Linked DNA regions of Homo sapiens: region 2 is linked to region 1. Evidence: read pairs that join two places in POLR2A ChIA-PET (ENCODE). Cell type or tissue: PC-3. All regions are shown on one strand. Links, peaks and the distances in the headings refer to the core of each region. The heading gives the core; the rest is flanking DNA.

Region 1 (4,394 bases), core at 257-4,256:
CTCCCATCTCTTATGGATCTAAGAAGAGCTGTTGATTTTTCAGTTTACTCAGCTTTTTACTTGCTAAGATGGAGTGGTGACTTTTTTTTTTTTTTTTTTTTTTTTAGCTGGAGGTCTTGCTCTGTTGCCCAGGCTGTAGTGCAGTGGTATAATCATGGCCCACTGCAGCCTTAATTGCCTAGGCTCAAGTGATCCTTCCACCTCAGCCTCCCAAGTAACTGGGACTACAGGCATGTGCCACCACGACTGGCTAATTTTTGTATAGTTGGTAAAGATGGGGTTTTGCCACGTTGCTCCAGCTGGTCTTGAACTCCTGGGCTCAAGTAATCCTTTTGCCTCAGCCTCCCAAAGTGCTGGGATTGCAGGCATGAGCTACGGTGCCCAGCCAGGAGTAGTGACTTCTGAGCTCCTTACATGCCAGAATGGAAACTAATGTTCCTAATCCACTTTTTTTCCCTGAAAATGTAGCACTTTAAAAGTCATTTCTGCCTTTACTTTCAATGCTAAAAAAAAAAAAGTAAACTACCTTTGAAAAAGGTAGGAGGCATTTTCTATAAGTTAGGCCTCTGCACATAAAGTGAAAACGAGGAGTTTGAGTCCTAAGTCTGTGGTTTGTGTGTGACTTCAAGCAAGTGACTTGACTTATTGAGACTCAATTGCTTTTTTTTTTTTTTAATTTAAGAGATGAGGTCTTGCTGTGTTGCCCAGGCTGGAGTGCAGTGGCGTGATTAGCGCTTACTGCCACCTTGAATTCCTGGTCTCAAGCAATCTTTCCAACTCAACCTCCTGAGTAGCTGGGACTCCACAGGTGCATGACACCTGGTTGGTTTTTTTGTTTTGTTTTGTTTTGTTTTTAATTTTCTGTAGAGATTGGGACTCCCTAGGTTTCCCAGTCTGGTCTCGAACTCCTGGACTCAAATGATCTTCCTGCCTCAGCCTCCCAAAGTGCTGGGATTACAGGCATGAGCCACTGCACTCAGCCTCAATTGCTTTTACAAGGTTTTATTTATTATATTGGAAAGGGAATATGGAAACCCTGTGAGACCTACACAATGTGGTGCAATTATCAGGTATTCTTACCTTTTTTCAAGCCAGTAACTATTTTTTACATCTAGTTATCTGTGACCTTTTCAATTGTTCAATATTTGTACAGTTGTCCCTCAGCATCCATGGGAGTTTGGTTTGAGGACTCCCCACAGATACCAAAATCCACAGAAGTTCAAGATCCTTGTATAAAATTGCATAGTAGGCCGGGCACGGTGGCTTACACCTGTAATCCCAGCACTTTGGGATGCCGAGGCAGGCAGATCCCGAGGTCAGGAGTTCAAGACCAGCCTGACCAATATGGTGAAACCCCCGTCTCTACTAAAAATAAAAAAATTAGCCAGTCATGGTGGCACGTGCCTGTAGTCCCAGCTACTCGGGAGGCTGAGGCAGAAGAATCACTTGAACCCAGGAGGCGGAGGTTTCAGTGAGCCGAGATCACACCACTACACTCCAGCCCGAGTGACAGAGTGAGACTCCGTCAAAAAAAAAAGGCATAGGATTTGCGTATAACCTACTCACCTCCTTTCATGTACTTTAAATCATCTATAAATTACATATAATACCTAATACAATGTAAGTGCTATGTAAATAGTTGTTATACTAGTTTTGTTTTTGTTTTTGTTTTGTTTTGAGACATAGTCTCCCTCTGTAGCCCAGGCTGGAGTGCAGTGGCACGATCTCACTGCAACCTCCGCCTCCCGGGTTCAAGCAATTCTCATGCTTCAGCTTCACGAGTAGCTGAAATTATAGGCGCGGGCCCCCACACCCATCTAATTTTTCTATTTTTAGTAGAGATGGGTTTTGCCCCATTGGCCAGGCTACTTTCAACCTCTTGACCTCAAGTGACCCACCCACCTCGGCCTCCCAAAGTGCTGGGATTACAGGTGTGAGCCACCGCACCTGGCCAATTTTTTAATGTGTATTATTTTTATTATTGTACGGTTGTTTTTAATTTTTCTGAATAACTCCAATCAGTGGTTGGTTTAATTCACAAATGCAGAACTCACAAATACAGAGGGCCAACTCTTATTTATTTTGTGGAGACGGAATCTTGCTCTGTCACCCAAGCTGGAGTGCACTGGCGTGGTCTTGGCACACTGCAACCTCCACCTCCCAAATTCAAGCAATTCTCCTGCCTCAGCCTCCTGAGTAGCTGGGACTATAGGCATGCACCACCACACCCGGCTGATTTTTGTATTTTTAATAGAGATGAGGTTTCACCATATTTGTTAGGCTGGTCTCGAACTCCTGACCTCCGGTGATCCACCCACCTTGGCCTCCCAAACTGCTGAGATTACAGGCATGAGCCACTGCACCCAGCCCAGGGGGCCAACTCTTATTTATTATTCTGATAGTATATGCCAGCTGATTTACCAGCTAATTCTTTTTTTCTGTTTATTTGTTTTGTTTTGTTGTTTTAGTTTGTTTTGTTGTTTTTTGTTTTTGAGACATAGTTTCACTCTGTCACCCAGGTTGGAGTGTGCTCTTGGCTCACTGCAACCTCCACCTCCCGGGTTCAAGCGATTCTCCTGCCTCAGCCTCCTGAGTAATTGGGATTACAGGCACGTGCCACCACACTCAGCTAATTTTTGTATTTTTAGTAGGGTCAGGGTTTCGCCATGTTGGCCAGGCTGGTCTCAAACTCCTGACCTTAGGTGATCCAGGCAGATAACCTCAGCCTCTCAAAGTGCTGAGATTACAGGTGTCAGTCACCCTGTCTGGCCCCAGCTGATTTTATATCAGTGTTTTACTATTGCCTTTTTATGGCTCTCTCAGAAATCTCTTTTTAAATTTTTTAGCTGTGGGGCAATGCAAAAGTGATTTTTAGCTCATCAATCTATAATATTCTTTGTCCTTTGTGCAACTGTAGTAGGCAGCTTGGGAACTTATGGCCCCCACCTTAACCTGACAACATCTCTTTATCTCCATTTAAAATATTCCAGTATCTTGGTACTATATTACATGATCCTGCCCACTGACTATAGCTAATTGGACTAAAGGTAGACATCCAAACCAAATTTGCCAATCAAATTCTTTCAAGATTTTGGAATATGGACCTAAAGAGAGTTGAGGCAGTCTTCTCAATGACTGGAACTGAAATATGGAACTCAGGATCTGTGAAGCAGCCATATTATTCCCATTATATTCCCCCAAGAGCAGAGAAAGTTTGTTTTGTTTACTGGAGAAAATTAAGAGATAAGGTCCTGAGAGGCAAACAGAGAGTCTTAACTTTTATTTCCTGCCATCATTCCATTTTATGAGCCATTCATATATTCCTATTTTTTCAACTCCCCTTTTATTCCTTGAGTGACTTGATTTCTGATCTTTGCAACAGAGGATCCTAACCAACACTAGAGCACAGAAGATCTACTCTTTGACTTTGACATTTTGTTCTTGTTGTTTTTTGGGTGTTTTTGAGACAGCACCTCACTCTGTTGCTCAGACTGGACGACAGTGGTGCACTCGTGGCTCACTGCAGCCTCAACCTACCAGGCTCAAGAGATCCTAATACCTCAGCCTCCTGAGAAGCTGGGACTATAGGTTTGTGCCACCACACCCAGCTAATTTTTGATTTTTTGTAGAGATGGGGTTTCACCATGTTGCCCAGGCTGGTCTTGAATTCCTGGGCTCAAGCAATCCTCCCACCTTGGCCTCCCAAAGTGCTGGGATTACAGGCCTGAGCCACCATGCCCAGCCTACACTTTGGCTTTAATGTTAACAGAATTAACATAGATTTCTAAAAGTGTTTCCTCTCTGCAGTGCCCTTAAGTGAATTAAATGTTTAATAACCATTTAGGGGTTTTCTTACCTTTGTCTTCGCCTTAAGTGTAACAGTGCTTTCTTTTTATGCAAAATATAGTTTATCTTTATTCATTTAATCACAAAAAATGCATAATTCTTATAACAAATTTCTATAATATAAAAATATATTGAGCCGGGTGTGGTGATATGAGACTGTAGTTCCAGCTACTCAGGAGGCTGGGGTGGGAGGATCACTTGACCCCAGGAGTTCGAGTCCAGCCTGGGCAACATAGCAAGACCTCATCTCTAATTTTTAAAATGAAACTTTCATTCCTTCCTCTCTGGTTCCTCTTCACCTTCCATCATGATTGGAGGCTTCCTGAGCCCTTCATCAGAAGCAGATGCTGGTCTTTGCCTCTTATACAGCCTGCAGAACCAGGAAGACTACATTTCCCAGCACTCCCTTGCATAAAACTCCTCTCCCAGTCTCTCAGGCTCCTTCTCTCTTCCTCTACATGGCTGGAAATGAAGGTTCCAAGATGGCAGATGCACAGGATGGGAGAAGCCCTGATCCCTGAATTTGCTGCTTAGAGAAGAGCTGCTCT
Region 2 (4,394 bases), core at 119-4,118, 100 kb before region 1:
AAGAGGCTCCTATGAGATCCCATTCTGAAAGGGAGCAGGCCAGCCTGGCCTTTGCAGGGAGGCAGTGCATACCTGGACTAGAAGTTAGCTTTATCACCAGCTCTTTATTCTTTTAACATTTGGTTAATAATCATTCATTAAACATCAACTATGTATCAGGTTGTGTGCTAGGTCCTGATTAAAATAAAAAGTATTGTTCCTGCCTTTAGAAAAGGTAATAGTCTAATTTGCAGAGAAGGCAAGTAGATGAAGCTGTAATACAATGTAGGAAGTGCTGAAAATGAGAAGCAGTTAGGAATAAGACTGGGTTTAATTCTGAGTTTGACATGTAAGTGCAGTGGAGTTATTTAAAAACTGTAAGCTTCAATTTCCTCAGCTATGAAATGGGGATAATGAGACCTTCTACCTCTTAGGCTTTGTTGAAAGGATTAAACAACAAATGTATGTAAAATGTTTAACTCTAGGACTGTTCCTGGTTATCTGGTGAATAACTGCCAATTCTCACAATCTTGGGCAGGTGGCTAAACCCTTCCTCTTCGGCTTCCCAATCTGTAAATTCAGGCTGACACATCTTCCAAACTTCTGGATCTGTCAATCAACAGAGGTCACCTAAAAACTCTGAGAGGAGTTACGAGAACATAGAAGGAATAAAAAGCCCTCAGAAGGGCCAGGTGCGGTGGCTGACGCCTGTAACCCCAGCACTTTGGGAGGCTGAGGTGGGCAGATCACTTGAGGTCAGGAGTTTGAGACCAGCCTAGGCAACATGGTGAAACCCCATCTCTACTAAAAATACAAAAATTAGCGAGGCGTGGTAGTGCGCACCTGTAGTCCTGCTACTCAGGAGGCTGTGGTAGGAGGATCACTTGAGCCCAGGAGGCAGAGCGAGCTGAGAGCATGCCACTGCACTCCAGCCTGGGCAACAGAGACCCTGTCTCAAAAAGAAAAGGAAAAAAAAAAGCCCTCAGAGGGCTTCTAGAAAAGCTGGGAGACTAAGAGGAGCAATGCATTGAACACAGAAGTGAGTCAGTGTGAGCTGTATGGTGTCTACTCTTCCCTCTGTGGTTCTTCAAAGGGAGTAGAGGGTGGGTGATGGGGGTGACTCAAGAATGCATAGGACTTTATCAATCAAATTCCCATACGGAATCAGAACAAGCCTGGCAGGTTCATGGACCAGCGAAGAGATTAGAGCAGATCCTTTCAGGGATCATTTAGATTATCATCATAGACCTTCAGGGTCGCCTAACTGGGTGGATGAGAACACCGCTGGGCTCATGCTTTGCCCACAGTCCCAGCAGTCACCCTGCTGACTCAGATGTCTTTCCTCAGAAGCTCTCTCCTGCAAGCGGCAGCTGCTGGGGTCACCTGTCCCCAGGTGCCTCATCTCATCTGGCTCCTCAAAACTCCTCCGCTCCACCCATCAGCCTGCACCTTCCAGGAATGCAGATGCCATGACCAATCTGCGTCCACAGAGAATGTTTGAGAAACACAGCTTGAAAGGCCAGTGATGCCCCCACAGAGTGGCCAATCACATCTTGCTAGAGTTTTCTATGCCAATAAAACCAGAAAAAGCAAACAAACACTTTCAGCCTGACCCAAAGGAGAACAAATGAGGCAGTTATAAGAAGGTAGGGTGTGACCCTATACACATAAACCGGTAGAGCTGGAAAAAACTCCTTCAAAGAGAATGGCTCACCTTGCTCCATTTCCCTTGCAGCGATTCCTGGGGCACGTCTATTATCAGCAATTGCAGGCATTAGTAATGGAAATGAAATCCATACCTCCCAGCTAACCATCCCTGCCCAGTTACTTGTAGTTACTTATCTGTTTCTATCAAGTAGCACATATATTAAATTCATGCCTAAATAAACAAGAAAAAAAGGCTAATTTCCTGGCAGGAAATTCTTATGTAATTAGTCAACAGCTCCCGCCCCTGGTCCGTCACTAACCAGCACTGTGACCTTTAGCAGGTCCACTTCTCTTCATCCCCCTCAGCACAACCTCAGGCCCAGCCCCCACAAGCCTCTCCTGGACCACCACAGTGGCTTCCAGCTGATCTCCATGTCTCTAGTTTTTCTTCTCTCCAAAGCATTCCCCACTCTAGAAGCCTTTTGTGTAGAGATCCTCCTAAAACCCCAAATCTGCTCAACTCTCCTCAAAATCCATAACCTCTCAGCCTGGCCCAGTGGCTCACACCTGTAATCCCAGCACTTTGGGAGACCAAGGCGAGAGGATCACTTGAGGCCAGGAGTTTGAGACGAGCCTGGGCAACATAGTTAGATACCATCTCTACAAAAAATAAAAAATTAACTGGGCATGGTGGTGCTCACCTATAGACCCAGCCACTCCGGAGGCTGAGTGGGGAGGATGGCTTGAGCCCAGGAGGTCGAGGCTGTAGTGAGCTGTGCTCACGCCACTGCACTGCAGCCTGGGTGGCAAAACAAGACCCTATCTCAAAAACAAACACAACCTCTCTTCACTTACTCTAGGACAAGTTCAGAAAACCATGTATGGCTTACAAAGTCATTCGTGATCTGGCCCCTGTTTACCATTCCAGAATGATATCTCTCTCTCCATTCACCCTCTTTTTTTTTTTTTTTTTTTTTTTTTTTTTTTTGAGACTGAGTCTTGCTCTATCGCCCAGGCTGGAGTGCAGTGGCACAATTGAACCTCCTGGGTTCAACCAATTCTCCAGCCTCAGCCTCCCAAGTAGCTGGGATTACAGGCACACGCCATCATGCCCAGCTAATTTTTGTATTTTTAGTAAAGACAGATTTCACCATGTTGGCCAGGCTGGTCTCGAACTCGTGACCTCAAGCGATCCGCCCACCTCAGCCTCCCAAAGTGCTGGGATTACAGGCATGAGCCACTGCGCCTGGCCTCTCCATTCACTTTCTTAAATTCTATGTTCCAGCTGTATATTTACATACCCACGGCTCCCTGTATAATACTAATAATAGCAACAATGACCATCATCTATTGTTTCCTATGTATCAGGTTTGTTCTAAAAAACTCTTCCTTCTGGTTCAAGTTGGTGTTTGAAAAAGAAAGACAAATAAAAATAGATTAATAAAATACTTTCTGCATTAACTTATTTAATATTTACAACTCTACTAGATATTAACTATAATTATCTCCATTTCGCAGATGAGAAAACAGAAGTGGAAAGGTTAAATAACTATCCAAAGTCACTCAACAAGTAAATGATATAGAACCTGAATACAACCTGCTTATCCTGCCCTCACCCCTTCTATCTGGGTCTTTGTACACGAGGCTCCTTCCACCTGGAAGACCCTTCCTTTCCTCCCCCATTCTTCACTTGGCTAACTCCTCCTCCTCGTCCGAGAGTTCCCCTGTAAACATCTCCTCCTCTGAGAAGGTTTCCCTTGCCAGGCTGCTATCTCCCCTCAATGGTAGTTACACTCCAAAGACAGCACCCACTGAATGATGCCTCCCATAACCATGGACTTACGTAGTTCTCTCGGATATTGAATCTCAGTTGACCCTGTGACTCACCGTGGAATACAGCAGAAGGGATGCTGAATAAATTCCAGGGCTAGGTCATAAAAAGCCTTGCGAATTCCGTGCAAGTCTCTTGGAAAAGTCACTCTGGGGATCTGTAAGGAACTTAAACAATTCAACAAGCAAGAAATAAACAACCCCATTAAAAAATGGGCAAAGCATATGAGCAGATACTTCTCAAAAGAAGACATACATGTGGCCAACAAATATATGAAAAAATGTTCAACATCACTAATCATTAGAGAAATGCACATCAAAACCACAAGGAGATACCAACTTACACCAGTCAGAATGGCTATTATTACATATATGTATTTTTTTTTTTTTTTTCAGACAGAGTCTCGCTCTTGTCACCCAGCCTGGAGTGCAATGGCATGATCTCGGCTCAGTGCAACCTCCGCCACCTGGGTTCAAGCGACTCTCCTGCCTGTCTCCCGTATAGCTGGGATTGCAGGCACACGCCACCACGCCTGGCTAAGTTTTTTGTATTTTTAGTAGAGATGGGGTTTCACCATGTTGGCCAGGCTAGTCTCGAACTCCTGACCTCAGGCGATCCACCCGCCTCCGCCTCCCAAAGTGCTGGGATTACAGGCATGAGCCACCGCACCCGGCAGAATGGCTATTATTAAAAAGTCAAAAAATAGCAAATGCTGGCAAGGTTGCAGAGAAAAAGGAATGCTTACACACTGCTGGTGGGAATGTAAATTAGTTCAGCCACTGTGGAAAGCAGTGTGGAGATTTCCAAAAGAACTTCAGAACTGCCAGGCATGGTGGCTCACACCTGTAATCCCAGCACTTTGGGAGACGGAGGCGGGCAGATCACCTGTGGTCAGGAGTTCGAGACCAGCCTGGCTAACATGGTGAAACCCCGTCTC

The links. ChIA-PET counts read pairs that join two places held together with the same protein. Peaks named below come from ENCODE experiments on the same cell type or tissue, not always from the same donor. Only the 100,000 strongest peaks of a DNase experiment are listed, where the experiment ranks them.
Region 2: POLR2A ChIA-PET joins it to region 1 with 5 read pairs; 2 of 35 experiments call an interaction of 5 or more read pairs at or near these places.

What each region holds. Positions count from the first base shown.
Region 1 is chr12:12,764,939-12,769,332 of GRCh38, reverse strand. It overlaps a transcript of APOLD1 not described here. Among named protein-coding and RNA genes, the nearest start is that of MIR613, 2.5 kb to the right of the region's middle. In PC-3, for the core only: no CTCF peak of the experiment used is centred there; no DNase peak of the experiment used is centred there.
Region 2 is chr12:12,869,771-12,874,164 of GRCh38, reverse strand. No RefSeq gene overlaps it. Among named protein-coding and RNA genes, the nearest start is that of GPRC5A, 20 kb to the left of the region's middle. RefSeq lists an enhancer at 1,218-2,417. In PC-3, for the core only: no CTCF peak of the experiment used is centred there; DNase peaks (open chromatin) are centred at 1,084, 1,634 and 3,514; H3K4me3 peaks cover 1,278 bases; H3K27ac peaks cover 4,000 bases.